3 separate regions of the Homo sapiens genome follow, and all the other regions are linked to region 3. The links are chromatin loops, found by intact Hi-C in ENCODE. Cell type or tissue: Panc1. All regions are shown on one strand. Links, peaks and the distances in the headings refer to the core of each region. The heading gives the core; the rest is flanking DNA.

What was found. A loop is a pair of places that touch in the nucleus more often than their neighbours do. Peaks named below come from ENCODE experiments on the same cell type or tissue, not always from the same donor. Only the 100,000 strongest peaks of a DNase experiment are listed, where the experiment ranks them.
Region 1: a loop joins it to region 3, with 4 times the contacts of the local background. A loop is called at or near these places in 9 of 110 quality-filtered maps.
Region 2: a loop joins it to region 3, with 4 times the contacts of the local background. A loop is called at or near these places in 7 of 110 quality-filtered maps.

The regions. Positions count from the first base shown.
Region 1 is chr6:123,772,445-123,783,875 of GRCh38, forward strand. No RefSeq gene overlaps it. Among named protein-coding and RNA genes, the nearest start is that of NKAIN2, 26 kb to the right of the region's middle. In Panc1, for the core only: CTCF peaks have their summits at 5,302 (motif pointing right) and 5,515; a DNase peak (open chromatin) is centred at 5,237; H3K27ac peaks cover 4,397 bases.
Region 2 is chr6:123,410,650-123,422,080 of GRCh38, forward strand. All of the region lies in intron 12 of TRDN (triadin), which reads right to left. Among named protein-coding and RNA genes, the nearest start is that of TRDN-AS1, 23 kb to the right of the region's middle. In Panc1, for the core only: CTCF peaks have their summits at 5,394 (motif pointing right) and 5,593; a DNase peak (open chromatin) is centred at 5,392; H3K27ac peaks cover 1,306 bases; H3K27me3 peaks cover 187 bases.
Region 3 is chr6:124,847,640-124,859,070 of GRCh38, forward strand. No RefSeq gene overlaps it. Among named protein-coding and RNA genes, the nearest start is that of RNF217, 110 kb to the right of the region's middle. RefSeq lists a silencer at 8,871-9,071. In Panc1, for the core only: CTCF peaks have their summits at 6,719 and 6,923 (motif pointing left); a DNase peak (open chromatin) is centred at 6,945; H3K27ac peaks cover 4,898 bases.

The DNA.
Region 1 (11,431 bases), core at 1,939-9,938, 1.1 Mb before region 3:
CTTCCTTCCCTTGGTTTCCAGACCCAGACACAAGTGTTCTACATACTGGGACACAGACCATAAAATGGTTGTTGATTTGGTGTGCATACTACATCCTGAAGGATGATGCCCCATCCTTGCAGGGTATAATCTCCAAGCTGGCACCTCAGCTGTGCCGTCAGAGGCTTTTCCATCACTCTGTCAGGCTGACAATTTACTGGAGGTACAGTATGTGATAGGACCAGTCAGGTATCCACAACTTCACTCCATTTGCTCTAAAGTGTGTTCTTTAGTCTGATAGGATTGATATGATGATATATATAATTTTATTTGGCCAGGCATGGTGGCTCATGCCTGTAATCCCAGCCCTTTGGGAGGCTAAGGCAGGCGGATTACCTAAGGTCAGGAGTTTGAGACCAGCCTGGCCAACATGGTGAAACCTTGTCTCTACTTAAAAAAAAAAAAAAAAATTTATTTATGCACTCTCTAAACCTGGAATACTGGTGCTAACTGAGGTCCTAAATACAGGAAAGAGTTCAAAGTAATCAAGTTAACCCTAAGTAACTAGTTGATTTCCCAAAAGTATGGTTTCATACTGGGGGCTCACCACTGGTTTCCATTGCTGGTAAATTGGACATTTGGCAGCAGCTAAAGCTAAATCACCCTTGGTGAAAGGAAGCACAGGACATAAGCCTCATTCATAGCCTTCATTCCTGCCACCACGGCCACACATTTCATAAGCCTGTTGTGCCAGCACTGAGGTTAATTACAGAGGCTGGTTGATGTCAATTGGCTGAATCATTTTTTAACATTCATTTGGTAGTGCTTATTCTCATGTGGGCACTCTCTGAAAGGCTTTAGTATGTTATAGAAAATACTTTGGGTCCACTCCCAGAGCCCTCCATGTGTCCCTTCCTCTGACCTGTCTGTCCCTCATTTCCAAATCTTTCTCCTTCCAGACAAGTTATCCTCAAATTGCCATTGGTCCATATATTCTAATCTTGGGCAATTTATTTATTTATTTATTTATTTATGCAAAGGAAATGACCAGGTGTACCATCCAAATATGTGCCTGTTGGGAATATTTTCCTTCACTGATGTCTTTTTGGCCCTCCCCCGAGTAGAGCTATACTGTAGCTGTTGTTAATTTTCAGTATACAGACCTATATTATGTGAATGTATACTTTAAAAGGCTCACTTCTTTCTGTCATTTGATCTTAAGAGACCTCCCATGTGGTGATAGAAGTTAGCCAAGAGAGGTGGGTGCCAGTGTGACAATAGTAGGGACATGGGATTCTGGGCCAGCTACTCATGCAACTTACTTGTGCCTTTGGGCCCTATTCATGCTGAACATAAATGCAGCATTTCCATTCTGCAAGGTATGGCTGCTGGGCTAGCCTGACCTTACAATTTGGTGGGTCTGACAATATCCAGCTCATGATGGGCAGTTCTGGCAACATACACACTTGATGTCCCATGGCTAAGTGTTCATCTTAGGGTACAGAAGAAAACCAGGGACTCTTTTTGCACGGTATATCATTCTTTTCTATAGATGACATGGCCTTGCTTCGGAAACACCACTTTCTGAATACTTGTTAGATATTTACATTGTAATTCTTTTGCTGGGACTTTGTATAACTTTTATATGGCATCTTTTCCCATCATGGATGCAGCTAAAATCATAGATGCTGCTGTTTCTGTCATATGGACCAATTTGCAAGGGTGCTCACACTCTTGCCTGGATCTACCACCAAGAACTTTCCTGGTTTGGGACCCATCCACAGCTGGCAGCCTGTAATGTCATTTGGTAACAGGACTAGGAAAAAAATTCCCACATAAAGAAAATGCTGCTTCCAGAACCCAAAGAGGTCTACCAGGCATTGTGATTCCTTCTTATTGGTGATAAATGCAAGATGGCATAATTTTTTTTTCCTTTGAAAGTGACATCTCAGAATCTCCCAGACTACTGAACTCCTAAAAACTTCTTTGGTGTGGCAGCCCCCTGATTCTCCATAGGAGGTGAGTCCTGAGTCCATGTCCTCTTATTTGTACTCATTTTAGTCAACCTATCCACATTATCTAACAATCACTTCCCTTCTTGAAAACATTTTTCACTTGTTGTCTGTGAAACTCTTCCCTAGTCTCCTAGTTACTGTTCATTCCTTACCACTCTCATTTGTCTACTCCTCCTCATATACCTGACCTCTAATCATTGCAAAGACCAGGGCTCTTCTCTCAAAACTCTTTTCTATCTCTTCTTTATTCCCAGATGATCTCCAAATGCAAGAATTTAAACATCATCACTAATCTGTTAATTCACACATTAAAAAAAAATTTTTTTGGCAATTCTCCCCTAAATTTCAACCTTAAACATCCAATTGCCTATTCAATATTTCCATCTGAATATTTAAAAGACACCTCAAATTCTAAATATTCAAAACACAACTCTTAATTCCTTTCCTCTCTGTTTCCACCTTCTCGGGGGGAAAAAACCTCTCCTTTTCCGTAAGTCTATCCCATCTGCACAAAAAGCATCTTTTTTTTCCAGTTGCTGAAAAATCTTTGAGTTATCCTTGAACCCTCTTTTCTTTCACATTCCACATCTAATCCATTACAAATTTATTTCAATTCTTACTTTGAATCCTATCTGATATATGAATCTGTTTCCCCACATTGACCATTAACATCCTGGCCAAATCACCATCACTTCTTGTCTGGATTGTTGTAAAACTTCCTAATTGATCGCATCTCTTTCTTTCCCTTTGCAGTCCATTACGCATGCCAAAGCCAGAGTGAGCCTTTTACAATATGAGCCAGATCATGTTCCTTTTCAGATCAATTCTTAAATGGTTTTTTTTGTATTTGGATCAGGCCTTACGTGACTTGGTGTCTTACTGTTTCTCTGAGCTCATCTCCAAACACTCCCCTCCTCATTCACTCTGCTCTAGCTGTGGAATTTTTTGCACACGGCAAGTCCGCTTCCACTGAAGGCTCTTTACAGCTGCTGCAGCTCTGTCTGAAATGTTTTCCCTTAAAACTTTTGAAGCCTTTTTAAATGTTCATTTATAAGACCTGCCTTTCCCAGCCCCTTATGTAAAATAACACTCCATCACTTTTTATCTTCCTTATCCTAATTTATTTCTCTTGCTAATGTTTATTGCCACTTACGTACATTTATTTATTTTCCTCCTTCCTTTGTTTCTTATTTCTTATTTGTTTTTTGTTTCTCACTTCTAGAATGTAAAATCTATAAAAGAACAGATTTTGTGTATTCTGTTTACTATAGAATTATTGTGCCAAAACCAGTACCTAGCATATAAGAAGTTAATACACATTTGTTGAATACATGAATAAAAATTATTCTGTGATTCTTAAAATAGTGAACTAAACTTAAACTTTCTATCAGGCATAGAAATAAAATGTTCAAAATTTTATGTAGGTATATTTTTATTGTTATGTCTTTTTATTTTAGAGTACTTTACATATTTGGATTTTATTATTTCTTATATTTTAAGTATCAAGAAAAGAATTAGATAAGGGCATTAAGTATTATGCCTCACAGATTGTTTGTTTGTTTTGCTATGTAATCCTCTATGTATGTAGCAAATAAATACGATATCAAACTTGTACCTAATTATGACAAGAAGCTTTTCTAAATAACTGGGATTTTGGACTAGGGAATTTCGTCATTGCTGATATTTTCAAAACACATTTCCCACAGAACAAGTAGGTATGTATAATATATTTGCAAGGATCACCTATACTACTTAACTGGTGCTTCCCTGGACTAGGGAGAGAACAAAGGAAAACAGTAAAGAAACTGATAAAGTGTTAGCTTTCTTTTTAGTAGAAGAAAAGATGGAGAAAATAATGAACTATACATATGTCTTAATTAAAATTAAGAAAGCAGAAATATAGATGAGAAGTAAAAATAAAGAATAACAGATTCATTAAAAATCATTAAGCTTGGAACACTAAGCTCTTACTATGTGGCACAAACTTGTGAAATGGTTTACATAGTATTTTCTTATTTAATCCTCATGATACCTCCATGAGCTAGATTCTGTTACCCTCTCCCATTTCGAAGATGGGTTCTCTAAGAGAAGACAGTGACTAAACCAAGGACAGATAAATGTTGAAGTCAGGATTACAAACTAGGTTTTCTGACTCCAGAATCATGTTTTTTACTGCTGAGCTAGAGTTTACAGCATAATTCTGACAGAAGACTGCAAGCAGCAGTTGTCATCTACTAAATATCATGTTACCTCGAAGATCCGAGGTAACCTATTTATCCTTAATTGTTCATTCTCTAGCTAAGGTCTTACTAGTGAAGTTAGGTCCTTACCTGTGATCTAACTGCAGCACTGCTTTGAAATTAATGATAAAGGACACCACCCTTGATTTTAAAGAAAAGAGAGCTGGAAGTTATTTTATTTTCAATACTCTGTAACACAGTAGTCCCTCCGTATCTGTGGGGGACTGGTTCCAGGACCCTCCTTCTCCCACAGTTACCCAAATTCAGAGATGCTCAAGTCCGTCATATAAAATGGTGTAATATTTACATATAATCTATGCACATCCTCTCATATTCTTTAAGTCATCTCTAGATTATTCCAAATGCCTAATAGGATGTAAATGCTATGCAAATAGCTGTTATACTGGGTTACTTAGAGAATAATTACAAGGAAAAAAGTCTGTACATGTTCAGTCCAGACATAACCATCCTTTTTTCTGAATATTTCTTGATCTGTGGTTGGTTGAATCCACAGATGTGGAACCTACAAATATAGAGGCTTGAATGTGTGTTTAAAACTGTTGTTATTCTAGCTAATGATGTAGTAAAATAGTTTTAAACAAATGCTTGTGCGAAAGTCCAGAATGTTACAGCTCAGACTGGTTAAGGGAACTATTCAGACTGAAGAGAAAAACAGCCAAATCCTGAAGTCAGAAACAGGTGGATAATGAAGCACCACTGTAATCTGTTCTTACATTTCCATTTAGGCATTTATTTTTTAACTTGGGCAGGGAAGATGAGACAGAATTCAAAAAGCACTTGGAGAGTTTCTTCAATGAGCAAAGAGTAGCACTGAATGCTTTGGGTAATACAAGGAGGTAAGATTTGATACTTGGCCCTCAGATATCTTATTCCATAATGTTAACCTTTGACCAATCTAACCTTACAAACATACACAGATTTGAGCAGTCACCTTAAAAAAGAAAGTATGTTGTGTGGCACAGGCAGCTCCAATCATTTACTCTGACATGTCTTGATGTATAGCATAGACATTTTTTTGTTGTTCTTAGTTTAATAGTTTCAGGCATAAAGCATTAGCCACATGAGGTCACTGTTGTTCATGCATGAATTATAACTATAATATAGTTATAAGCATAAATCTTGATTCTCCTGGTTGAGTTGTCTTACGATCCATGCGATGAATATGTAACATGTATGTGGAGGAGTGGAGACAAGGTATTCCATCGGGCATACTTGAGGAATTAAGAATTCATTTAACCTAGATACACTCCTTTAACATTTTAGGATGTATTTTATGGCTAAATCAGCAATTGCTTTTAATAAATCCAGAATTAAAATTTTTAAACTATTTCAATTACAGGAAAAAAAAATCTAATAATGTATACAAAAGATAACTTTGTCCTTAGAGTAATTCTGAAATTATCCACATGTGAGACTGAATCATTCAGGCTTCACTGGTGGTTTAATTTAATTTAATCTATATTTTTGGGGAGACAGGGGGCTTCCTATGTTTCCAGGCTGGACTTGAACTCTTGGGCTCAAGTGATCCTCATGCCTCAGTCTCTCAAGTAGCTGTGACTACATTTGCCTACACTGCATCTGGGGTTTCACTGGTGATGCTAAGAAGCATGCTAAGTTTCATAGTCTTATATCTAGTCAATTATCATGGAATATCTTTAGCAATATAAGAAATAAATTATTTACATTTAGATAGCTTTATTTTAAATCCATGGGGTCAGGACACTGTGGAAAAATAAGAGTTGCTGGCATAAACTGCTACTTCTCACAGCCAGAGGTCCCTTTTGAATTAAGGCACTTCGGAGTTATTAAATTAAACAATGGACAAATAAATACTAGGCTTTCCAAACAATGGAATATCCTGGATATAGTGTTTATGAACCAGAGGACATTATAATTGTGTGTGTGTGTGTGTGTGTGTGTGTGTGTGTGTGTCTGTCTGTCTGTCGGTCTGTCTGTGTGTCTGTGTCTGTCTGTCTGTCGGTCTGTCTGTCTGTGTGTGTGTATGGTCTTGTCTTGTGCTCCCACCGTGCCACCAAAACTGGTTTCGTCAAAGTCACTAACAACCTCTATATTAAGTCCAATGGACACTGCTTGGTCTTCTTTTTACTGGATCTCTCAATAACATTGAATAGAACTGACCACTCCCTTTTTCTTGAAATTTTCTCTTCTTCTGCCTTCTATAAGGCCATCCTCTTCTATTTTTTTTTTTTTTTAATTTCAAGCTTTTTAAGCTGTTTCTCTTAGATACTCAACCCCTAAATATTGGCATTCCTTAGTTCTCTCTTGAACCCAGTCTTCATCTCTATCCCCCCAAGTGACCTTATTCATTTTTATTTTTAAAAATACCATCTGTATGCTGATGACTACCTAATTTATATCGGCAGCCCCAGTTCCTTTTCAGCTCCAGACTAGCATATCCAATCTGCCTAGTTAACACTTCCATATGAGTGTCACCCAGACATTGCACCTCAGCACCTAGTACATTCCTGACAAATGGTAGAAGTTTAATGGATCTTTCTTGAGTGGATGAGTTTGCAGGTGTGCATGTACATCATGTCTGTACCAGCTCCTATATGATTTATTTGTATTGAGGTCACACTGGATCACTTGTGTATTAAGACTTTGAGAGGAAATATATGAAATAAAATTATAGCATATGTGGAAGAAGATGTCCCTTATACTCTTTGCTATGTCAGTATTTCTTAAAGATATTTGGTAAATCACATAAAACATGTTATTTTATCATACAACATATGGAAAGTCATAGGAAATGATTATTGAATTTTTTCCTACACTTAGTCACTATTTTACATTTCTGGCCAAATTTTCTAACATCTCTTTCCAACTCTGTTTTCTCAGCTGCCCTCTTAAGCTCTACTGGGAAAGTGTCTTTTATTCCATATACTTTCCAACATTAATGAGAAAAGAATAAATATTGTGATAGCCTCAGTAAGATGATTGCATTCTTATCATAAATATTTCTATTGAATATTGGACATATAATTATTTTTAAGGATTTTTTAAACAACAAACTTGCCAACTTCATTTAGTGGAAACATGACAGATGGGATCTTCATGAAGGTTAGATTATCTAAAGAAAAAAAAATTTATGAATAAGAATATCGTCCAACATTTTAATATTAGTATCTTCTGAGATAAAAGTGATAGCCATGTTAAATAGAATAATGAGACTAAAGGCTAGTGGTTCTTCAGAATGTTTTCAAAGTTAGAGAGGCTGCCCCCCTATTCATTTCTCTTTTTATGATTAGTAGGCTAATTAACTTTGAAAAGCTACTTTTGTTAAACCCTTATTAAGCTAGGATTATGTCTTCTGATTGTCTCTTCTATGGGACCAGAGATAAGTAATGAAAAAAATATACTAACTTCAGATTTTGTTAAAGTTTCTAACCTAGTGAGTTCATTCTGGCTGCTTAATTCCAAGGCTTACTTCAGTCACTGACTTTTCCACTTCTGGTTATTGTAAATTATGAAATGTTGAGATTCTTATCCCTTGCTAGTCCTCCATAAGGCTCGGTTCAAGCCTGTTTCTATTTATAAGCTCTAAACATTAAATTTTCATTGAATGGAACATATGTTTTTAATTTCAGGGCATTTGACTGCATATAAATACTTGGAAGACTGATTGACACTTCTTAAAGTTAAAAATTATATGAACACCATCTTTGACTACTATTTTGAGTTTCTTATAATGTTTAGAATATTACTGAATATAGAGTGAACAATAACATGTAATAAATCTTTTTTGATTTGGAAAACAACTTATTCTTTTCCCCTTTTGGTAACAAATATACTCTTATGAAGAGCAACATTTTTCACCCATCCAACCAGTGTCATAAATGAGAGACTCAACATAGAACCTGAAATCACAAGGAACAGCCATCTTCATGGATATTTTTTTCATTAGTCTGAGAAATTATTGCTAAACTGTTGACAGCCAATTAAAAACATTATGAGATAGCAAACTTAGAGTCTTCAGAAACTATTGAGTATTAAGACTGGCGTATGTAAGTCTGTTTGTGTGCCTGTGTGTGCATGTATTTGTGTGTAGATGCTGGGTATGTAGGTCTGAAATTGCCTGTTTTGATACATATGCATGTCTATTCATTGCAGGTAGGAGAAATAAGCAAATGATTTTCCAACAGAGGTATTTTCTATCCCTATGATTTCTTTCATTATGTAGGTGGTATACATACACCAATGTGAGAAAGTTTAGTGAATAAATGAATGAACAAATTCAAAACTGAGCTTCGAGGCATGGGTTGAACTCCAAGAGATGGAAATGAGGAGTAAGCAGAAGGACCCCTGTGTGATAGTTGTGCTCTTGTTACCTCAGGGGCCTTGGTTTCTCCTCTTTAAAAGAGGAAACATGTAGGATTTGTGAGTATTTGTATCTACCGGGTATTTATAACCTTTTGGGTCTAAGACTTCTAAATATTGAGTGACCATATAATTTATCAAAAATGAAATCCTCTTGAGAGTTAAAGTGGGGCATTATTAATAATTAACCTAGGATAATAGGCATGAAATAACTTTGCTTTGAATACACTGGGATTGATGGCCAAACTCCCATGATAATCTGATGAAAGCTATTAACACTACGTTTGAAGCCCTTGATAATTATCTGTCTATTATTTTGAGGGGTCCTTCTCCTCCAGAACTTGACTATTCAAATTACAAACTATTCCTTTCTTTGCGGCTTTGAAATCAAGCACACAGGTCCTTTGAATTCCACAGATTTTCTTGTTGATTATACAGGGTATACAAAAGTCACACAGCTAATTAAGGTAACAAATGAAGCCCAGTCTCTTGTTCTAAGAGGCTGGATATTCAAGGTGCCTTCTACACCCTTGATTTTTAGCCCAGTAAGCATGGACTTTAGAATCACACAGACATTAATTCAAAGTCTAGTTTATCACGTACCGTGTGCCTTTGGGCAAATTATTACTCTCTTTAAGTCTCAGTTACTCCATCTATAATACAGTGGTATTGAGATGATTAAATTAGATGGGAGTTGTTTAGTGCTTAGGATAATGCTGAACAAATAATATATGTCCATGCGCAGCAATGTTTTATATAATTAATCTCATTAGTTTCCAGCTATTCTCTAACTCATGGCAGCAAAAAACAGGAAATAAAATCTCCAGCCCTGACTTTTTCCCTGCTATCTATACACATATATATCAAGCTCCTTATTTGATATCTAAACTTGGTTGTCTAAAAGACACTACCAACTTATGGAAACAAACAGACCATTTGTAGAAGATAAAGCACAACTTGCTCCTCCAAAAATCTTCCCCATTTCTGGAAAGTGTACCCCTGATGACTCAGGTGATCAGGATAAAAACCTAGGAGTTATTCTTAATCCCTAGAATTGTTACCCTACTCACTTTCTATATGCCATTTGTAAATAAGTCCTGTTGGCTCTAGCTCCCTGGACTTCTCAAATCTGACCATTCCTTCTCTATAAGGACAGCTCTAAACAAACAATTATTTCATGTCTGAACCACTACAATTGAGCCTTATCTACTTTCTCTGCAATCCTTTAAGTCAAAACAGCTAAAGACAATTTAAAAACTTGATTGATTCAGATCGCATTCATTCCTAACTTTGAATATTCCAATATGTTTTTCTTACTGCTTTTTCAATAGAGTCTTTTTTGTTTGTTTAGTCACAGGCTACAAGGTCATCTTACACTATCTAGGTCCTGCCTACTTCAGTGGGCTCATTGTCTCCAGCTTCGAGGTTTCTTTTACTACCTTCTGGTCACTCTGGCTGTCTTTCTGCCCTTTGGATTTGGTAACTGTGTCCTCTCTGGACCTCTGAACTCTCTATTTCCTCTATTTGAGTCATTTTCTTACTGGATCCCTCATGATTACCACCATCACATTTTAAGGTCCAGATGAACTTTAATTTTCTTTGAGAGGCGTTCTGTAAACATCCTACAAAAAGGACTACCTCATCCTTTGTAAAACATTTTTATTAAGTGTTTTCCTATCACTATCAGCTACTTGCCTGGGTAGATGTAATATATGCATTTACAGTATTCACAATCAATGATTAGTTTATTGTTTGCTTTCCCCAATAGAAAATAGACCCCATAAAAGCAGGGTTTATTCACTACTCTATTCCCAGCATCCAGAATCTTATTAGTACATAGTGGATGCTCCAAATATAGACACTGTGTACACGATGTTTTGCCCTCCATTCTGTTTCCTAAGCTTTACTGGTTATCTTCATATGCATGCATTCACCAAGGCTATGAAAATAAAATACAAGCCCCCACCTACAACTTTGCAGACCAAAGGATAATGCTGAAGGAATAAGCAACTGACTCAACATTGCTTAATGTTGATGCAGGCCAAATAAATAAGTGTCAATTGAGAAATAATACAATAAGTAAAGCAACTTAAAGCCAACATAATACCTTGATTACTTCTAAAGTTGATAATACTGGAGATTATATCTGAGGGAAAGTGAAATTCCTAAAACCAAATTAGGGAGTCTTTTTTTTTTTTTTCTTTTTCTTTGAGACAGGGTCTCATTCTGTCACCCATGCTGGAGTGCTGGAGTGCAGTGGCACAATTATAACTCACTGCAGCCTCTAACTCCTGGCCTCAAGTAATCCTCCTGTCTCAGGTTCCCAAGTAGCTGAAACTATAAGCATGCTCCACCATGACCAGGTAATTTTTTGTTTCAATTTTTTTCTCTTTTTTGTAGAAATAGGGTCTTGCTATGTTGACCAGGTTGGTGACAGTCTTAATTAGCAAGCCCCAGGCAGGGCTAATAATCACAGCCTCATCATATAGAAGGATGTCTCTGTAAAACTAAGGACATGATGCAGGCATGGATGTTAGCTATTTAGACATAGTGAGGAATGGCTGAGCTACATAGGTCCAGGTTCTTCTTTTGAACTTACCACTCAGGTTAAGTCTATTCTTATCTCCTGCAGAGAAGTGAATGAGAGGGCGGAGATAGGTAGGCAGCAATGGTCTAATCATGGAGTTTGCACTAATGGACAGAAACGTAAGAGTGGTGAGGAAATACCCCTCCAGCTTATGACTAACACTATAATTTTTTTAGAATGTATATAGTTGATTAAATTATGGTCATACATTACCTTTTCTCATTTTTAACTTTTGAAATAATTTTTTATTA
Region 2 (11,431 bases), core at 1,484-9,483, 1.4 Mb before region 3:
ATTTATACACAGTTTTACTAAAATGATAGTGGATTACATCACTGTTTATACATATCTGGACATCACAAATATTAGTATTTAAGAGTCAGCTTTGAGGGTGAAATAGAATGTGTAATTAAAAGGAAGACAGAGATGAAAGTCTGAATCTTTCCAAAGGTTGTAGCCTTTATTTCTGTCCCTTAGTGTGTTAATATATTTCTAAATTTTGCTTCACAAATACATAACAAAATGACACCTATTGATTGCCAACATACATCAGCAGTGTGCTAGGCATTTTGAAAATTATTATACCCAATACTAATATAATGAACGGCCAAATTTGATATTTACAAGCAGAAGAGTGCCTGGTGTGTAGCTGTTATTCAATAAGTTTTGTTACATGTATGAATAACTTTCTTTCTTTTTTTTTTTTTTTGAGTCAGAGTCTCGCTCTGTTGCCCAGGCTGGAGTGCAGTGGTGGGATATCGGCTCACTGCAACCTCCACCTCCTGGGTTCAAGCGATTATCCAACCTCAGCCTCACGAGTAGCTGGGGTTACAGGTGCCCGCCACCACGCCCAGCTAATTTTTGTATTTTTAGTAGAGACGAGCTTTCTCCGTGTTGGCAGGGCGGGTCTCGAACTCCTGACCTCATGATCCGCCTGCCTCGGCTTCCCAAAATGCTGGGATTAGAAGCATGAGCCACCGCACCCAGCCTGAATAACTACTTTCTAAGGAAGATTGATTATGGCAAATAAAGGGTCCTTCAAGCAACAGGATGAGTGTGAATATCAAAAGGAGAGTTTGCGAATAGAGGCTGAAGAGAACTGAATTGCTTTGTATGACCTAGTTGGAAAGTTTGGAATTTCTGGGGGAAATCCAAAACTCAGGATGTGAGAACAAGCTATGGCAGAAGGAAGGCACCAAAGAGGAGTCAGAGAGATGACGTGCAGTGGGAGGGAACCTGGGAAAGGGCAGTGAAGAGTAGCCTGAGGATATTAAATAGCAAAGATACCCAATACTTAATCTGTATTTATTAATATTGCCACATAGTAAGAACTTTCCCCATCCCCTCTACCATCTGCAGGTATCTTTTTAAAAAAATTCTATGCTTTGCACAACTGGTTTCTGAAAATGGATTTTATGGAAACTAAAGAAAAGTGCTTTTATGGAAAAAAACAAAAGGCCAGCATACAGAGAATTAAGAAGCCAGTCCATGAGCTGAACCAAGTAAGTAAGAGCAGAACTCACAGAGAGAAGTGATCTAGGGCATGTAAACCTTAGCAACATTTAAGAAAACATGGGAAGGATTTGGGACTTTTAAAGAGTATAGGTATATTAGAGACAGTTTTTACCAGCTTATGAGACCAGATAGTTAAATTTTCAGAAATCCTTCTGGCTGGTTAATTTCATGTTGTTAGCTTCAAATTGGCCTTGGTGGAATTACGTACACCACGGAAATCAGCAAACACTATAACGCAGTACTATTTTTATCTCCCCAAAATATAGCTAACCAGCACACCATGGAATCTTATGTAGTTATTAGACGAACACAGGACCTGAACCTTGCCTTAACTAAAACCACAATTTACTTCCCAAGTCTATATTATTGGAAAACAAGGGAAATGGGTGGGAGCTGGGGAGAACATGGTAAATTTAAAGATTAGGCAGTGCTGTCCAATATGGCAGCCAATAACTGTATTAAGCTGTTTAAATGCAAAATTAAATAATTTAAAGTTAAATAAAACTGAAAATTTGACTTCTCAATAACTAGTCATATTTCAACAGCTAAAGAGCCACCTGTGGCTAGTGGCTGCCACATGCAACAGTACAGACATAAGATATTTCTACCAATATAGGAAGTTTAATTGGATAGTGCTGGAAGACCATCATCACATTTTAAGAAATGTCCTATTTTTCTTCCTAGATTTAGAATTTCATTGTGGTATAGCTGCCTGGTGAGATTATGAATACTCTTCTGGGTCTCTTAATGTTCTGTAAGCAAGATGCCTGATCATCATTGGTTACATCTCTTTATCAACAGACTGTAGGCTCAGCTGGGAACTTACCAAACTCGGATATGTAGCTTTTAGTAACTTCTATGAATAAATATTTTGTGGTAAAAAGTTTAAAAATTAACTAAAACAATATCAATTTTTAAAAAAATTCTAAATAATAATGGTAAATCCTAAAACGACCAGAATAATTCTCATCATGTGATAAAATCATAAGAAAAAAATAAAGAAAAATTATGTTCGGTTCATTAGTAACTAGCTAATTTAGACCTTGACAGCTTCCAGCAGATTGGAATCCCCAAAAAATATCTAAAATGTTCAATAATTCTCTGTGTTCAAACATAGAACTAAACATGATTACTTAAGGAGGAATGTGGTGGACAATGAAAAAATCACATTAAAAAGAAAATAGCATGGAGAAAACGAGGGAAAAGCAATATAAGAAATCAAGATATCATAGTACTTCTTGATTTGAAAAGTTAACACTCTTTAGAAAGTTTGGAATCCATGTAATGTGATTCTGTGAAAAGGTCATTTAATGGTTTCATCTTTCTGTTCTCAACAAATTCCCAGTGTTGGGGCAACAGTAGCAGTAATGCCAATGACATCAGCATCTCAGTCTCTCAGTCTGAATCTTGGACTCAATGTCCTGTGATTGCTCCCAAAACAATTATCAAAAACACTTCAATTTCAGAGACTTTTATATGTCTGGACTTTCTGGCATCAAACAATCAAATTGTTACTTTAATTAGAATTACATCTGAAATCACACCTTGGTGAAATACCAGAAAGTACTGGTTATAAAAAATAATTAAAATGGTGTTTCTAAAGGGTGTAGAATTGACCATTACTCAAAATTACTTAGGAGTATTTTAAGCACTTAAGGTGAAGCTTTGGTTCTTTATAGTGAGCTTGAATTGATGACTTCATAGCCTGATAAAAGTGAATTCTCCAGGAATAAATAGGGCATTGTAAGAAAAAGCACTTGACAAGAGAAAGAGTGGTGTTTAATACAGCCAGTTGGCAAGTGAATATAGTTTCCCAAAAGGCATTCTTGAAGGTATTTTTTCACATAAAATTGTAACAAATTTCATTGGCTTTGAAGATGTGCTTGCCTATTATAACAGACATGTCAAAAACCATTGACAAATCATGAATAGGCTTCTTACAGATAAAGAGATAGTCAACAGTGTCAAATGCAAAATCTTTTTAGTAATGACTAAATCCAGAGACTCTCAGAAGAGGATGAAGCCCCCTACTCACCATTAGACATCTCTACCAGATTAAGAGTTATCCATTACTAAGTGTTGGTTAGTAAAGGTTCAAGGGGTAACTAGTTTTCTCTTGCATTCAGCCCATTTTCTTACCTTTTAATCACACATCAGAAGGCACCTTTTCAAATGCTTTGCTACACATGCATCAAGCCTGCACAATTTCTCTGATCTTCAAGTTCGCTATCTGATGAAGAATTAAGGTTAATTTTACATGACTTCTTTAATTTTGATGAACCTATGCCACATCTTTGCATTTAGCATTCCTTTAAGTTCCAATTAATAATACTTTCCGAAATATTGATCAAGGTTAACCTTAAGGTTACTAAATCCTTTCTATTGAGATTTTTTTAAAAAAATTCTAGAAACCACTGAAATGTCATTAAAACACAGAATAAGTGTTACCTCATGTTTAACGAGAACGTACTCCATAGGATATATAGAAATATGTGAGTTATAGGAATTTTCACATTGCCATGATATTCTGAGATTCATTGCTTGAGGGAGGCTGTCCATGGAATATATTGGATATTAGTAAGCAGTTGACATTGTCCTAGAGTTCATTTGATAAATAACAAATGCATATATACAAATATCAGCTTTTCTTTCAGTCAGGAAAAATCAAATCTTTTATTCTGTATGTTGTGGAGGTTTTAGCTGAATAGAAAATATATGTGTAATAATAAAGAGTTCCCAATCAAGAACTTGGAAGCAGGAAAATGGAATTGCCATTCTGAGAGTTAAGTCTTAAAACACACATTACATTTTAGGGGAAAAACCACTATATGCAAATTTAGTGATTCGCATAATAGTTTTGCCAAAATTTCTCTCTTTAAGTATTCTGCTCACAATTAGTAATATAAGAATCTTTTGATTATTGCTGGAAAATGAGTACCCTAGGATTATTACTGATTTCATTCTCCTAGGTAAAAATGTAATGATAATACAATTTTGAATATCGTTTCAGTTTTACTTACATCTATATACAGAAACTTTAACATATCAAATTTTATTAAATAATTACATGAATAAGAAGTAAAACTAGATAATATTTATATTTAAGGAGTCCTTTCTAATTCATTCATTCAGCAAATATTAATTGAGCATCTACTCTGTGCCAGATGCCACTCTAGGCTCTGTGAACACAATTATTAAACACTCAGAGGCTTGTCCTTTTGTAGCTTTGCATACTTCTTGGTAATATAAATGTATGATGGATATTTCAGAACAGTGCTTACTACAAATAAGGAATTCAACTAAATGCTTATTGAGTGATCAGGCTGAACTATCCTTACAAACTAGTTACTTATTTATATTTAATTTTCCCATGAGACATGATTTGACCTTTAGCTTATCAAATGCTACATACCAAACACATACAAATTATAAAAATATTTACCATGTATTGGATACTTGTAATATTCCAAGTACTGGGCTAGACAGCTTACCTAGATTTTCTCATTTAACCTTGACAAGATCGCTGTAACGTTAGAACCATTAGAGTCTTTCCAGAGAAGGAAACTAAGGCTCATCCATAGAACTTGCAGGTGACTGAGGCAAGGCTCAAAGCCAGACAGTCTAAGCAGGTAGCCCTTAAGATAAACACCCATGTAATGTTAAAACATAGTTCTTTCTATCCCATATGTAAATTTATATTTATTAGGCAAACACTATATAAAAATAGTAAGTGTACTAGCCAAATAATCATAACCACAAATATCACAATAAAAAGAAAATGATGTGGTCTCTCTCTGGATTCAAGAATACTACTGTTGTAGAGACCTAAGAAAGAAGACCTAATAAAGGTCAATGGTACCTCAGTGATAAGTAGACATTAGGCTAATTTCAATTTAATAGCAATTTATTTATTCCCTACTATGTGAACTGCATTGCATATACTGTATAGACAAAAATAACTACTGGGCTAAACTAAAAGATTCCTCAAAGCACAGAACAACATCAGCGAATACTTTAGTCGAGTTTCCATATTCTAGTTTTATATGTGCTCAATAGACATATTTACCTAGGAGGATAAGTATTATTGAAAGTTTTAGCACTGCTGGGCCTAAATGTTTTTGGTTTTGCAAATACTCCAGGATGGAGTATGACGTTCACAACTACGACCACCAGATGGCACTAGTCTTATCCTTTTCTGAAGAGAATTTCATATGCAAAATTCAGTGACAGCAGTGTCACTAAAGTTAAGGGGACAGAGCAAGAGGCAACTAAACAAATTTTCCAGCCAACAAAACACACGAGAAATGTGTTTATGTTAATTCTAATTGTTTTCACTTTTATAATTGCTTAAAATGATCTGTACTCAGGCCCTTTGAAAGCATCAGACCTCACTCAGGATAATATCTTTTGTGATCCAGATCTCCACAACTCGGTTAACTTCACCTCCTACCACCTGCTCCTCACTCATGCTATTCTATTCCACTGCTTCTTTTCCTGTTCCCTGATCATTGGGGTTTTTGCATTTCTTCTGTGTGAAGGTTGCATTTTTACTGTATGAAACTATTTTCACAAATGTGTGTGCAGCTCACTCCTTTCTTCATCCAAGTCTCTGTTCAGATAGCATCTCCTTAGACAGCCCTTCCCAGACCACCCAGTGAAAACACAGCACCTTCCATATTCTCTATCCACTTGCCCTCTCAATTCTTCATAGCAAGTATCATTCTCGGATATCATACTACATGCCCTTTATGATTTGTCTCCTTCACTGGACTATGAAGTTCTATAAATGCAAAAACTTTGTCTCCTTGTCACCATTATTCTTTTCCTCTTTTTTTCTTTTTTTTTAGTTGACAGAGTCTTGCTCTGTTGCACTCAGGCTGGAGTGCAGCGGCATAATCTCAGCTCGCTGAAACCTCCGTCTCCCGGGTCCAAGCGATTCTCTCGCCTCAGTTTCTCAAGTAGCTAGGATTACAGGCATCTGCCACCAAGCCTAGCTAATTTTTTGTATTTTTAATAGAGATGGGGCTTCACCATATTGGCCAGGCTGGACTTGAGCTCCTGACCTTAGGTGATCCACCTGCCTCCGTCTCCCAAAGTTGTGGGATTACAGGCGTGAGCCACCACGCCCAGCCACCATTATTCTTTAGTACCCAGAAAAGCATCTTTCTAATGAAAGGACTCAATAAGTGAACAAATGAATTAATGAAGGAATACCTAAGGAGAATAAGAGAATCATTAAGTCTATACAAATCATTTCTCAAGAATGAGGATTTGCATACCACCAAGGTCACTCTCAGTCCTGCATCTCCCTTTATATCTGTCTCATAAAATTATTATGTTATGATCTCTCCAAATTTGAAATTTTCTAAATTAATTTGAGGGAAGCATATTAAGTCTACCTTTCAGATTCAGGTATTATTGGCCTAAAATCCTACAATATAAAATTTTTTGATCCCTATTACCAAAATCACAGAGTGCAATTTGGTTTTACTTTCAGCTAACTGAGATAGGAATGGCTTTCCGTGTTCAGTTCCAGGGATACAAATTATTCTTTATATTCTAATGCAGGAAGACTGGTAGCAATGTATATAAATAACATTATAAAGGGCTATTTCTGTGATTGTTTTGAAGATCAGAAATATGGTCAAAGGGGCTCTTTCAATGCCTTTATAAAGCGAAATCACAAAGGTCAGCCAATGAGAAGAGAAAAGAGGTTTCTTTTTTCCTCATTCCCCCACGTATCCTTGCCCTTTTGTACTGTAAATTGCACAAGCTGGCATTTAAATGCACAATGTCAAAGGCAGAGCACATGCATTCAACCTGTGCAAAAAGACAGCTGGCTAGGGGCAGAAAGAGAAAAATACTGCCCTAAAGCCTTCAGGGCCAAGCTGCCAATGATACATCCCATCTCTCCGGTTTCTCATATCACAGTATTTGCCCTGTGGACAAAGAAGAAGTAGCCAAAGGAGCACTTTCCTTCTGACAGAGCAGAGCAGCTATATTCCACCTCTGAGACCAATAACCCCTCCTAGCTGCTTTTGTTAAGCAAAGACACCAGGGATGATGATCTGAACCATTTCAGCCCTTAAATCACGTTTGTAACAGTGGCTATTTTTGTCAAGGGCTAACTCCACATTTTGCTTATTTGGCTCTCACAATTAAAATTACTCATCCAGGACTGGGTAAGTATAACACACAAATGAAAGTGGGATTCAGACACTAATAAGAACATGCTGTAATAATTTTGACCCAGAGGTAGCTTGTCATAATAGGTAGGGTAAGTGTGACCGTTATTTCCCTGGTTTAGGAATACACACCAGCTGGCAAGGAAGGGTGGATGTTCGCACTGTTGCCCTCCAGCAACTCAGTAGGAAAAAGACTAAAAAAATCCATTTGTGCTCACATCATCAAATACGTCTTCAGCTGTTGTTTCATGCTGTGTGTGTGTGTATGTGTGTGTGTGTGTGGTTAAACTAAGCAGCTGAAAAGCAAGTTACTGAATCAAGTAGTTGCTAAATCCAAACTTTTTTTAATGTTTTGATTTAGAAATAAAAATTCAGGACCATCTACCTAAGTTTCCATTCTTTCTTTTTTCCTGCTCCAACATAGGCAATGATACCATACAACATACTTTCATCCCAAACACTGGCACCCTAAAAGCAGTGATTTTCCAAAAGAACAAGTACCTCTTCACTCACCCTCAGCTCCCATGGAGGTAGGTGGCTACAAGAATCTCAGAATCTTGTTATAGTTTGACAAAGTCTCATACTTTGAGACTTTGCAAGGTACTCTTTCCTCTACACTCAACCCCCAACCCCAACATAAAGCCACTGACTCCATTCCATCTTCTCGGTTTATAAAGAAAAAGCAGAAGCCTGAAACGATGAGGGTTGTGCATCCAGTGGCAGGGTTAGACCTCAGGTCCAAGCTCCCGACTCCCAGCAAAGCATTCTGTTTCACTGCTCATGGCTGCTTTTTTTATGAGCCTTGATGAGTGTTTTGCTTACCTGGCAGAAGAGAATCACCCAAGGATCATTTTTAAAATACAGTTGTCTTTCTTATCCTTGCACCAGGACGACTGAATCATAATCGCTGATGGGAAGAGAGATTCTGGTATTCTAAACCTCTAGAGATGCTGTTTCAAGATGAGCAGGTCTATCTATGTGAACCTACTCCCAAAGGCCATGGGAGCTGAGAGGCTAAAAAAAGAAACTGATAGATCCAGTTTCTCTGAAAGAAGCATTTCCTAGGGATTTACAAGCAGAAGCCATGTCTCGGGTAGCTGAGAGGTGGTGGATCCCCGCACTGTTAACCCCCAGAGCCAGGGCTTCTATACCATAGAGAAAGGGTATAGATGTTTCAGAAGGAATTTGCCTATAAGCAGGATTTATGGTAAGTACTTGAAAATAGAAATCTGAGAGGAACTGGGGTTAAGCAGAAGTCAGCATAGTGAATTAGTTTCCATGATGGAGTTGCTTTAGCCTTTACACATGCATAATTTTTTAAAATTTATTTTTTGTTTTAGAGACAGGGTCTCACTCTGGCACCTAGGCTGGAGTACAGTGGTGTGATAACTTACTGCAGCCTCTATTTCCTGGGTTCAAATGATGCCCCTGCCTCAGCCTCCAAAGTAGCTAGGACTACAGGCATGTGCCACAGCCCCAGGTTAATTTTTTAATTGTTTATAGACAGGGGGCGGGTCTCACTATGTTGCCCAGGCTGGTCTCAAACTCCTAGTCTCAAGTGATCTTTTCACCTTGGTCTCCCACAGCACTCGCAAATACATAATTTTAAAAGCTTCTGAGATGGAGCACAATCATCCACACTGGACATCTCTGAGAATAAAAGAAAGTGTGATGAATAATTATGTCAATGCTACAGGAGAAAACTGGTGTGTATGTCACCTTAACCTTGGGTGATACTACTGAGTACCTCCTGCCTCCCAAGTGCTAATGGTCATTGAAACTTTGACAATCGTTTTAGAATCAGAGAAAACAGATTTCAAGTCCTAATTCCTTCCTACATCAGCAGTAGAAATTTTTACTCTCGAAAACAAATGAATGTGTGCACTTCTGTGAAATGAGGGTGACAATTTTCATCAGTTTTTCGTCAGTACCCAGTGGAGTGATTGAAACCTTGTAAACAAAAGTGAATATTGACACAAATGGTCAAACCACAGGAAAAAGGGGATCCTGAAGTTTTAAGGAGTTAATGCAAGCAAAGTGCTCGTAATTTAATAGGTGGACAATAAATGTAAGTTCCTTTTCCACTTAGGGCTTTAATAAACAAAATTACAATCATCTTAAATGATCTAATTGCTATTTTTGCTATTTTTGGATAGAAATCATTTTAAAAGCTTATTTTATAAAGCTGTAAGAAAACAAATGACTTTCATAAAGTTTAGAAATGACTGTCCTCTGACATGCACTAGTGGTAAAAGATGGCAGCTGAAATACAAGCAGCCTTTCAAATGCTCTTTCTGGTTCTACTGTTTTCCTGGCAGAGATGCAAGGATTTTTTTAAAAAAAAAACAGCAAAACTGTCTATTATTCTCTCAAAACAATTAACACAAAAACTTTTGAATTCAGTGAAGGTCAGAGGATTAATAGGTTTTATCTGCAATGTGTTTGAAAAGCTAATTAAGACTCCACATACAGCAGAGGAGACTGGGAATACAATATTTAGTTTTTCTCTACATGACCACAGTGAGCAAAAGTGAATAAAGACAAAGTAAATGCAGAAATTCACAGATGGGAGGCAAATCCTTTTTGAAGGATATAAAACTAAAAATACATCTCATGTGATGGAAGATGCTTCCTTTGTTTATTCAATGGGTGGATTCAGCATCTGCTTCATACTGGCATTATACTAGGTGCTAGATACTCAGTGTCGAAAAAAACAGAATGGACTCACTTTTTTTTCTCTAGCCTAAAGATTACTTAAGTAACAAAGGAACCACATTATAAATTAATGGAAAAAATTTTTAATTGTTGTTAAATGCCAAAAGGAAAATGGTTTTTGGGTTCCCCAAAATATTGTTTAACAACAACTGAACCAGCCAACTGAAGTGCTCATATGAAAACAGTATGTTTTTAAAAAGTCATCATGACAGAACGGTATCTATTTCCCTCTGATTCTTTCTTTTTTCTAACAACATTCTTCTTCCAGTTAAAAGAGAGGAAACAGCAGAGATCACAAAATTCTCTGAGGAAATTTATCTGCTAAAAAGCCATTTAAATAAATACTGATACATGTTTTCTTTTCCTTCCTTAGAAGCTCAGTTGCTATATACTGGGTGAATTTCCTTTATAATGCTTTCCGTGGCTCTCTCCTCTCAATCTGCCACGTTGGATTAGGCCCTCCTTACCTGTCACCAGCATTGTTGTAATTGACTTGAGCTCTGTAATATTTATTGATATAACTTTCTAACTACTATTTCTCTTGGTCTCTTGCCTTTGACAGTATATTGGCAGATTAATACTTTTTAGGCAAAGATATGATTTTGTCAATCTGTTTCCTTTACACATTTACCTGTCAAATGAAGTGTAAATTATCCAGTTGTGCCCACAAACTTAATTATATCAGCTACCTGATAGGAATATCAGGATCTTTCTTCCCAATTTCATTTCCCACTGTCTCTGCTGTTCTCTCTTCATACTCGACCTGAACTTTTCCTCATCCTCTTCCCACCTAACCTCTTTTGACTTTTTCAGGAGGACTCAGCCATAGAAGTAATTATATACAGATGGCCAACTCTGCATCAATAGGCTTTGCATAGGTGAGCGCCACCATTTTTTGCAGATCAGGAATATTTGGGGCCAGGTGCAGTGGCTCCTACCTATAATCCTAGAACTTTGGAAGGTGTAGGCAGGAGACCTGCTTAAGTTTAGGAGTTTGATACCAGCCTGGTCAACAGAGTGAGACCCTTTCTCTACAAAAAAAAAAAAAAAAAAATTGGCCCAGTGTGGCGGCCCACTCCTCTAGTCCCAGCAACTCAGGGGACTGAGCCAGGAGGACTGCTTGAGCCTAGGGGTTTGAAGTTGTAGTGAGCCATAATAGCACCACTGCACTTCAGCCTACAGAGAAAGGTCACATCTCAAAAAAAAGAAATATTTCCAAGAAAACAATAAAAATAACACAACAATAAAAATATATACATAAATTAAAAACCAATACAGAATAACAACTATTTACATAACATATATTTTGT
Region 3 (11,431 bases), core at 2,394-10,393:
TTCTTGCCTTTCTAAATATTCCTTCTCAGTCTTATTTGCTAATTAATATCTCCATTTCCACATTCTAAATGTCAGAGTGCCGCACTGCTCAATCACTGAAATTTTTTCTTGTCAACTTACACTATCAACCTGGATGATTTAACCAGTCTCATAACTGGTGACTCATATTTATATCTCCTGCCTGGACATCTCACTAAATTCCAAAAAAGTATATCTATTTCACTATCTATAGATATTTGCAACTAAATACATCCAGAACTTAGTGTTTAATATCCATCCCCAGACAAGTTCTGATATGGTTTGGCTGTGGCCCCACCCAAATCTCATTTTTAATTTTAGCTCCCATAATTCCCATGTGTTGTGGGAGGAACCTGGTGGGAGATAATTGAATCACGGGGGTGGTTTCCCCCATACTGTTCTCGTGGTAGTGAATAAGTCTCATGAGATCTGATGGCTTTATAAGGGGAAACCCCTTTTGCCTGGCTCACATTTTCTCTCTTGCCTGCTGCCATGTAAGACATGCCTTTTGCTTTCCATCACAATTGTGAGGCCTCCCCAGCCACATGGAACTGTGAGTCCAATAAAATTTTTTTGTATGTATAAATTACCCAGTCTCAGGTATGTCTTTATCAGCAGTGTGAGAACAGACTAATACAGTAAATTGGTACTGGTAGAGTAGGGTGCTGCTGTAAAGATACCTGAAAATGTGGAAGCAACTTTGGAGCTGGGTAATAAGCAGAGGTTGGATCAGTTGGGAGGGCTCGGAAGAAGCAGGAAAATGTGGGAAAGTTTGGAACTTCCTAGAGACTTGTTGAATGGCTTTGACCAAAATGCTGATAATGATATGGACAATGAAATCTAGGCTGAGGTGGTCTCAGATGGAGATGAGGAACTTGTTGGGAACTGCAGTAAAGGTGACTCTTGTTATATTTTAGCAAAGAGACTGGCAACATTTTGCCCCTGCCCTAGAGATGTGTGGAACTTTGAACTTGAGGGAGATGATTTAGGGTATCTGGCAGAAGAAATTTCTAAGCAGCAAAGCATTCAAGATGTGAGTTGAGTGCTGTTAAAAGCATTCAGTTTTAAAAGGGAAACAGAATAAAATTTTGGACAATTTGCAGCCTGACAATGTGATAGAAAAGAAAAACCCATTTTCTGGGAGAAATTCAAGCTGGTTACAGAAATTTGCATAAGTAATGAGGAGCCATATGTTAATTGCTGAGACAATGGGGAAAATGTCTCCAGGGCATGTCAGAGATCTCTGTGGCAGCCCCTCCCATCACAGGCCTGGAGGCTTAGAAGGGAAAAGTGGTTTTGTGGGCCGGGGCCAGGGATCGGCCAGGGATCCTCTGCTCCGTGCAGCCTAGGGACTTGGTTCCCTGCATCCCAGCCACTCTAGCTGTGGCTGAAAGGGCCCGAGGTACAGCTTGAGCTGTGGCTTCACAGGGTGCAAGCCCCAAGCCTTGGCAGCTTCCATGTGGTGTTGAGCCTGTGGGTGCACAGAAATTAAGAATTAAACTTTGGGAACCTCCACCTAGATTTCAGCAGATGTATGGAAAAGAATGGATGTACAGGCAGAAATTTGCTATAGGGGCAGAGACCTCATGGAGAACCCCTGCTAGGGCAATGTGGAAGGGAAATGTGGAGTTGAAACCCCCACACAGAGTCCTCACTGGGGCACTGCCTAGTGGAGCTGTGAGAAGAGGGCCACCGTCCTCCAGACCCAGAATGTCAGATCCACTGAGAGCTTGCACTTTGTGCCTGGAAAATCCTCAATCAATGCCATCTCGTGAAACCAGCTAGGAGTTGGGCCATACCCCACAAAGCCACAGGAGCAGAACTGCCCAAGGCTGTGGGTGCCCACCTTTTGCATCAGCATGACCTGGATGTGAGACATGGAGTCAAATGATATCATTTTGGAGCGTTAAGGTTTGACTGCCCCCCTGAATTTGGACTTGCATGGGGCCTTTAGCCCCCTTATTTTGGCCAATTTCTTCCTTCTGGAACAGGTGTATTTACCCAATGCCTGTACCCCCATTGTATCTAGAAAGTAACTAACTTGCTTTTGATTTTACAGGCTCATAGGCAGAAGGAACTTGCCTGTCTCAGATGAGACTTTGGACTGTGGACTTTTGAGTTAATGCTGAAATAAATTAAGACTTGAGGGACTGTTGGGAAGGCATGATCGCTTTTGAAATGTGAGGACATGACATTTGGGAGGAGCCAGGGGTGGAATGGTATGGTTTGGCTCTGTGTCTCCACCCAAATCTCATTTTTAATTGTAGCTTTCCTAATTCCCATGTGTTGTGGGAGGGACCTAGTGGGCAATAAATGAATCATAGGGGGCAGTTTCCCCCATACTGTTATCGTGGTAGTGAATAAGTCTCATGAGATCTGATGGCTTTATAAAGGGAAACTCCTTTTGCTTGGCTCTCATCCTCTTTCTTGCCTGCTGCCATGTAAGATGTGCCTTTTGCCTTCCACCATGATTGTGAGGCCTCCCCAGCCACATGGAACTGTGAATTCATTAAACCTCTTTTTTTTATTTAATAAATTACCCTGTCTCAGGTATGTCTTTAACAGCAGTGTAAGAACAGACTAATACAAGTTCCTTCCACAGTTTTCCTCATCTCAGTTAATGAAATATCCGTTTATCAGTTGCTGAAGCCAAAGCTACGGTGTCAATTTTGCCCCCTCTACTTCTCTCATGTCCCAAATGCAATCCATCAGAACATTATAATTTGGTCCTACAGGTGCTACCTTCAAAACATGTCCATAGATTGATAGCTTCTCATCATTCCCACTGCCAATACCCTGGTCCAAACTATCATTACCTCTTTCCTGGTGTATAGGATGCTGTGATGTATGACACAGATACCCCTTTATGCCTGGAAGACTAACTTCCCCTGCTCAGGGAGTACTCTACTTCTGGTAGGCAGCAACTCAGTGGCTATCCCTCTTTGGAAATTGCCTCCATTGAAAAAGCCTATTTCATCCAAGGTTACATTATCTTCCTGGGACATCCCACATCCAATGACTAGTCCACATTGGGGGATAAAGGACAAATCTTCTAACCTAGTGCAGTCTGCTTGCCATTCCAGCTTTAGCACTCCCACTAGGGTGGCTGAGAACTTTTAGGACGTTATATCTCAACCCAACTTCTCCCATCACCTGATTCTGCTTTCTTCCCTTTCCTGCCATGGGAATCAATTCCAAGATCTAACTTACACTTACATTAATCTCAGTCTCAGAGTCTACTTCCCTAGGACCCTAATTCAACATCAGGACTATTGCAGAGGTCTTCAAACAGGCCTTCCTGTTTCTACCCTTTCTCCCCTTAGTTCTCAACACAGCATCCAAAGCAAATCTCCTAAAATCTAACTTTGATTATGTCCCTTCTCTGCATAAAACTCTCCTGTGCATCAACATCTCATGACCCTCTGAGATCTGAGATCTGGACCCCTGCCATTTCTTTAACCTTTTTATCTGTCTCAGTTTTCTTCATTCTGCTTCAGTCACACTGAACAGTCACACTGCCCTCTCTGCTGTTCCTTAAATATGTTAGGCATCTTTTAACTGCTTCTTGCTGTATTGTCTGCCTAGAATGCTCTCCTGTCATGTATCTACATGGCAGTTTCTTATGCTTTCATCATGTCTTTAGTCATCTATTCAATGGAGTCTTCCTTCAACATTTTATATCTTCCTACCCTCTTAATTCTTATCTTTAGCACATACAATTCAATACTATAATTCTGCTCCTTTACCTTATCATCTATTCCTCAAACTAGAATGCAAACTCCATGAGTACAGAAATCTCTGTTTTGTTTATTACTACATTTCCAAAGCCTAGAATAGTGCCTGGCAAGCCATGACTATTCAATTAAATATTTAGTAACTAATAAATAATCAAACTCAATTGTTAGTTGGTTAAATTACAAATAAAACTAATAATGTATGTTCTAGGATATTTTCTTTCAAAGACCAAATAAGTAAATTTAACATACTTTGTAAAATGAATTAGAGGGAAGAAGAGTCAGGAAACTAGTTAAAACACTCAGCTTGTGCAAATGTGAAGCAATACAGATTTGGAACCAAGACTCTGGCAATATGATTAGAATAGAAGGGGAAAACTTTGTTTTACTATGAAAATGATGAGAAGGTATGAAACAAAAAGTCAGAAACAGGACCAAGATAACTTAGTTACCAGGGATTTTTGAGGACAAAAAAAAAAAATGTTGTTTCATTCCAACAGGCATTTAAAGTTGTAGAGCTGAAACCAAGGAAAGATGTATACTAGAGATAAGTTGAACATTGTTTACAATGGGATACAAACTGAAAGCATGAAAAAAAGATCTTTTCAGGAATCAGAATAATGAGTTAGAAAAAGGTAAGACCAACCCTTGTGATATGCTGAAATTTTTAGGAGGAAAGAAGGAAAGGACAAATGGGACATAGGTAAGGCCCATCTAGGAGGTAGGTAGAAATGGAAACACTGCAGTATCAAAGAAGTCAAGAGAATAGTTTAAGAAGGTCAAGCTCAACAGTGATAAAAGCTTTAAGTAGGTCATAAAAAATAAGGCCTAAGAAAGCTGGTTGAATTTCTCAACTGGATGTTCATAGTATTTAAATTATTAAGTCACATAAGAGGAATGTAATTCTTTCATCATATGTATTTTAATCTGAGGTCTGTTTTCTTTGCATTGCATTTAAAAATATACATAAATTTACAACATGCTAGTTTATTAACACTTTATAGGAAATAGTATGTCTTGTTACTGTACTAATGGTTTGGCAATTAATAAATTGCCCATTTTAGAGAAGATGATGCAACCTACCCCTTTGCAAAAGTCCTAAGTAAAATCTATTAAATTATTTCAGGGTTTACATCTTGATTCCTTACACAGTCTTTGTTGCAACTATTTGACACTGCCATTATAGCTTGAAAGCAGCCATAGACATTATTAGAATGATGGATGTGACTGTGTTTCAATAAAATTAATTTACAAAAACAGGCAACTGACTAGACTGAGCCCATAGGCTGCAGTTTGTCAACTCCTAAGCGACTAAAAATATGCCAGAAGTGGAAACTATGGTGCCGTGATGTTGTCTATACTGAGATAGAAGCACAATTTTTTTTGTAAATGCAGAAAACATCCTCTTTTTTGTCTCCTAAAGTCTCTGGTTGTTGCATATTTTATTTTAAATATAACCATGTACCGAAGTCTGAAAAATTAAGAGTTCAAATGAACAGGCAGAGAAAAATATATGCTGTGACCCTCAGATCAAACAGCTTTCATATATTCATTAATATATCTTAAACATCTTTATGGGTTACCAATGATGCATAAGGAGCTGTGCTGGGTACTGTAAGAAACCCAAAGATGGGTAATATTCAGTCCCTTTCATCAGGAAGTTAAGAACCCAGTAGAAAAAATAATACATTCTTACAAATATAGGATGTTAAATACACATAGAAATGTGTCACAGAAGAAAATAAAAATACGTTTTTCTAGATGAGGGAGAAATTACTCTTAGCTGGCTTGAGGAAATGTGGAAGTTTAGGAGAGAGATCACAGCCCCTTTCCTGAAGGAAATAACATTAGGTTACTATGAAAGTAACTGTGTTTTTTGCCATTGAAAGTAATAGCAAGAACCGTAATTACTTTTTGCACCTCATATATGAGACATGTCTCATAGACTTGGATAAATACAAATTTAAAAGACAATCCCAAGGGAAAGGACATAAAAAACAAAGAGTACAACATACATAAAATCCCGGTGGTAAAAAAATAAAGCTATGTGAACAAAAATGAATAATTACTTTTTATAAAAATATAAAGTAATATGCTGAATGTAGATAAGGCCAGAGAGTTAAATGGGAGCAAGACATTATTGGGACTTAAAAGGCATTGGAACAGAATGAATCCAGGTTTGGGCAGGTAGAAGCTCACACAGTGTTTTAAGCCCTACTGAAGAAAAAGAATATATATAAAATTACATATAAAAGTAAACATGTATTCAGAATGAGAAAAGAAGTTACAACAAATCAAAAAGTTTTAAAAGTAGACAAACGCTACAAAAATCACAAGATCCAGAATCGATCTTAACGCTTGGATTATGTTACTATCTGAAATACCCCATTGACTGGCTACACTCTTCGATCATATTGCCACATGACAAAGACTATAACTCAGCCGCCTTTCCTCTAGCACAGCTGACCAACATGTTTTAATGATAGTATATAAAAGTGTCTTTCGGCTTCACAAAACATTGTTGATGATGGTAAATTTTTAGGAATACTGTCAAATTTGGGAAAGTGTTTATATTGCGAGATTTCAGGGCATTTCCAATTATCTTACTCAGTGACTAATTGTAAATATTTCTTAAATTGATGAAAAATTTGTCATTAATGTCCTCATATAGTGGCATATCATTCGTTTTATGCTATCTTTCTTGAAGGAAGTAATATGTGTCAAGAATTTAAATCTTTTTCCAGTGTGTTCAGATGATTCATGCCTCATGGGTAATCAGGTTAGTAAACAATTCAGGAACCTACTCATTATTTCTATTTGTAGAGCATGTGTCTTCTTTTTGATGAACTTAAAGGGAAGCAATCTCATAAGATGAGGAAACCTGAGGTGTGGCAATATCTATGGACCACTAAAATAATACTTTGAAAAATTTTAATTATGAATTATGTATTTCTACAGTTTGGAAACCTCATTACTTATTTCAGTAATTAAAGGTACTAGTGGAAATAGTTAAATTATTTTAAATGTTCAAAAATATATAACCAAAGAACACACCATCTTAGGAGGTCATAAAATTAATAATTCCTCCTGATGAAACAATTTATTATGATACATTTCTAGTGCCATCTAGTGTTTAAAAGAGTATATATGAATTTCTCAAAGACTATAGGCAAAATAAGTAAACAATTTAGTTTTAATTTTTATCAACATACATTCTTTGATTCTACATCTCAGTGATACCATCTAAGATTTTATATTAAAAATTGACAACAAAATAATTTTAAGCCCACAGAGCTTTTAGAAATTAATTAAATTCTTATGCAATAAAAGGAATTAATTCTGTCACTATGCTGAAAAAAGACAAGTCAGGACTTCAAGCTACTATAAGACAGAGAGACTAGTTCTCATTGAAATGTCTAATCCGATAGATATTTTCAATAGAGTCTTAGGTCAAGAAGAATATTTTTGGTTAAATCAAGATGAATTTAAGCTGTGTAAGTGATATCTTTTTAAACCATTATGACTAACTTTATAGCTCTACTAAAGGCAAAAGGTTTTATTTAACAAATCAGTCAGTTTACTGTTGCTGTCACCAAATCCAGATATTTAAGTATCTCAATTTTATCAAAATAACATAGCTTCCTTGATTTTACTATTTGTATCCTATAAAAACAATATTACATTAACAAACAAAAGCTTATCTAACCATTTTTTATTGTTATGTGCAAAACCTAAAACTAGAAATTTAAAAACTTCTGCAAATTCAACATGAGAAATAGGCAACAGACTTGTTTTCTTTATCCTCCTTTTACTATTAATTCACTGACAATATAAAACAGCTGATTTAGATATCATTAAACTCATATTGCTCTTCTATTCTGAGGTTTTAGACTGAGAAACAAAGTCAAAACAAATTACAAATTCAAAAACCAAATGCATACTGCAAATATCATAAGATGAGACACAACCAAAAAAGAGAATTTTAGACCAATATCCTTGATGAATGTTGATGCAAAAATCCTCAATAAAATACTGGCAAACCAAATCTAGCAGCACATCAAAAAGCTTATCCACCACGATCAAGTGGGCTTCATCCCTGGGATACAAGGCTGGTTCAATATACGCAAATCAATAAATGTAATCCAGCATATAAACAGAACCAAAGACAAAAACCACATGATTATCTCAATAGATGCAGAAAAGGCCTTTGACAAAATTCAACAACCCTTCATGCTAAAAACTCTCAATAAATTAGGTATTGATGGGATGTATCTCAAAATAATAAGAGCTATCTATGACAAACCCACAGCCAATATCATACTGATTGGGCAAAAACTGGAAGCATTCCCTTTGAAAGCTGGCACAAGACAGGGATGCCCTCTCTCACCACTCCTATTCAACACAGTGTTGGAAGTTCTGGCCAGGGCAATTAGGCAGGAGAAGGAAATAAATGGTATTCAATTAGGAAAAGAGGAAGTCAAATTGTCCCTGTTTGCAGACGACATGATTGTATATCTAGAAAACCCCATTGTCTCAGCCCAAAATCTCCTTAAGCTGATAAGCAACTTCAGCAAAGTCTCAGGATACAAAATCAATGTGCAAAAATCACAAGCATTCTTATACACCAATAACAGACAAACAGAGAGCCAAATCATGAGTGAACTCCCATTCACAATTGCTTCAAAGAGAATAAAATACCTAGGAATCCACCTTACAAGGGACATGAAGGACCTCTTCAAGGAGAACTACAAACCACTGCTCAATGAAATTAAAGAGGATACAAAGAAATGGAAGAACATTCCATGCTCATGGATAGAAAGAATCAATATGGTGAAAATGGCCATACTGCCCACGGTAATTTATAGATTCAATGCATCCCCATCAAGCTACCAATGACTTTCTTCACGGATTTGGAAAAAACTACTTTAAAGTTCATATGGAACCAAAAAAGAGCCTGCATCGCCAAGTCAATCCTAAGCCAAAAGAACAAAGCTGGAGGCATCACGCTACCTGACTTCAAACTATACTACAAGGCTATAGTAACCAAAAATATCATAATGTTTTTATATGTTTTTAACCTAGGTTTACTTTTTAAAACTCAGAGTAACAAACCACTCCCTTCAGCTCACATAGGCATTTGTAACAACACAGCAATGCCACGCAAAGATTACTCTCACTTCACACTGATGAAATGGAATGGTCCGTTTTATACGTCATCTTGACTGGGCTAAGGAATGCCCAGACAGCTGGCAAAATACGATTTCGGGGTGTGTCTGTGAGGGTATTTCTGAAAGAGATTACCATATGAATCAGTAGATTTATTAAAGAAGATTTACCCTCATCAATGTGGGCCAGCATCATCAAATTCACTGAGTGCCCAAATAGCACAAAAAGGCAGAAGAAGGGTGAATTTGCCTTTTGCTGCAGCTGGGACATCCATCTTCTCCCATCTGGGGTACATTGATGCTCCTGTTTCTGGGGCCTTTGGGCTTGAACTGGAATTACACCACCAGCTTTCCTGGGCCTCCAGCTTACTGATGGCAGGTCCTGAGACTCCTCAGCCTCCATAGTTGTGTGAGCCCATTCTTCAAAATAAATATCTTTCTATATGTCTATACATATACTATTGACCCTGTTTCTTTGGAAAACCCTGACCACTACAATTGGTGCTTCTAAACCCAGGTGGATGCACAATGTTCAGTCCTCAGGAGACTCATCCACACAGCCACCACCTCTCAGTTGCCCTGTTTCTGCAGGGGCAATGTTAATTACACTCAGACTGGTCAGTCTAGTCCAGGCTTACAAGGGCCAGGAGCACTGTACCAGGCATCATAGGACTACATTTCTAGGACTACATTTCCAGGACTACCAGGAAGTCATGGAAGTATTTGATAAGTTCATTCATTCAAGAAGTTTTCAATCAACAGTTTGGCAGTACTGAGCTCCAGTCAACCCCAGAGGAGGAGAACAGGGGGTGCAAGGCAGGCAAGTTGTGCTTGGCTAGACAGTCCCTAATTAAAACTGCTAGCAATAGCAGCAGTAGAGATGTGTGAGTATATGTGAGGAACTGTGTATGTGAAGTGACAAGCAATGCAGCTAAGCCTCTCTAATAGCCCAATGGAGTATATTTTGCTGTGAGACCATCTTTGATCCATAAGCACACATCTTACCTCTCACGTGGCAGGCTCTCAACTACTTTGCTTTACCTGCTAGGTACTAAATAAAAATACTCTGAATGAGGTCTCCCTTTAAAAAAAAAAAAAAAAAAAAAAAAAAGCTACTGCAAATGAGAAAAATTTTCTGTATCTAGAGAGGGAGTAATTTTTACCTTGTTAGTTTCTGATTAATGCAGTTGCTGTTAAATTCCACCTGCTGATTAGAGTTGCAACGTTAAAAAAGCTCCCAGAAATAGTTCTTGAATTATTCATCTTTAACCCTAAAATGTATTCTGGTTACAACAGTGGATAGTTAAATCTGGGCTGACAATTCTTACTTATACTCAATTTGAACACTAATCCTCAAGCGGAATATAGAAACGACAAACAAGAAAGAGTCATAAATTTGACCTGTCATTGTGTTTGCTCACTATTTTTTCCTTTAAACAACACATTACAAATTGCTTCAGATGTGATATAATCTTATTACATAACAAAAAGTTTTATCATTGGAACATTTTTAAACTGAATTTTTTTATTTTTCAAAAAATAAATTTATAGGAAAGCCACATATGAATTATATATTTTATTGTAAAAATATTTTTATTTAATTCATTCATTCTATCCTTTTTTCCACATAGAATTGCAATTAAGCAGTCTCAGGCACATGAAAGCAAATTATTTTAACCATCTAAGAAGTTCCAATCACAACTACCTTCATTTGATTCTTTCCAGTATTTCACAATTTTCTCTTTACAGAAATTCTGTCTAACTAATAAGTGTTTATTTTTTATCCTTGGGTATTTCTGTTAAATACCCAAGCCAATTTCTTAGGTCCTGTATTCAAAGAAAATCAATATTAGTGCATCATTCCTTTTCATATATATATGAAAAACAAGCTTTAAGATGCCTTGTGAAGCTTTCCTCTGTAAGATAAATAATCGTTTCTTTTTTTTGGTAGGTCTTTACTCCAAACCCTCTAAGTCAAAATAGTTTATTTACTTAAAAATTCATTTGTTTGTTCTTTCATTTAATATTAAAATCTTTTCTTGATTCCGAAAAAGCTGGAAGCATTTTACAGATTTAAAGGACAATTTTTTCAGAATAAAGCACAAAGGAAAGCAAAGATGAGTAAAATGTTTAAAGAGTGTCATAAGAAAAGGAGCAAATGCCTTAAGATATGAGACAGTTAATCTTTTATTATGCAATCCTGGATAAGCCAGTTTCAGTTTTTGAATTTCTAAGAGTCCCACAATGGTGAAAATCATTAAGCCACTTACGAGAGCTTAATGCTAATCATACCACACAGATTCTCGATGTTCTCTTGCCTACACTAGCTCAGGTGACATTTTATGGACCAAGTGAGCAAGAGGAGATGAGCCAAAATGGCCTGAGGAACAAATCAGACCAGCCCAATGGGACAGTGACCCTGGCTGGGAGAGCTGGAAACAACAAAGTCACATTATGACCTGGAGAGAGAGCCTTCTCTGCAGGTTCCACTTTAAGCCGTACCCCTTCCAATCT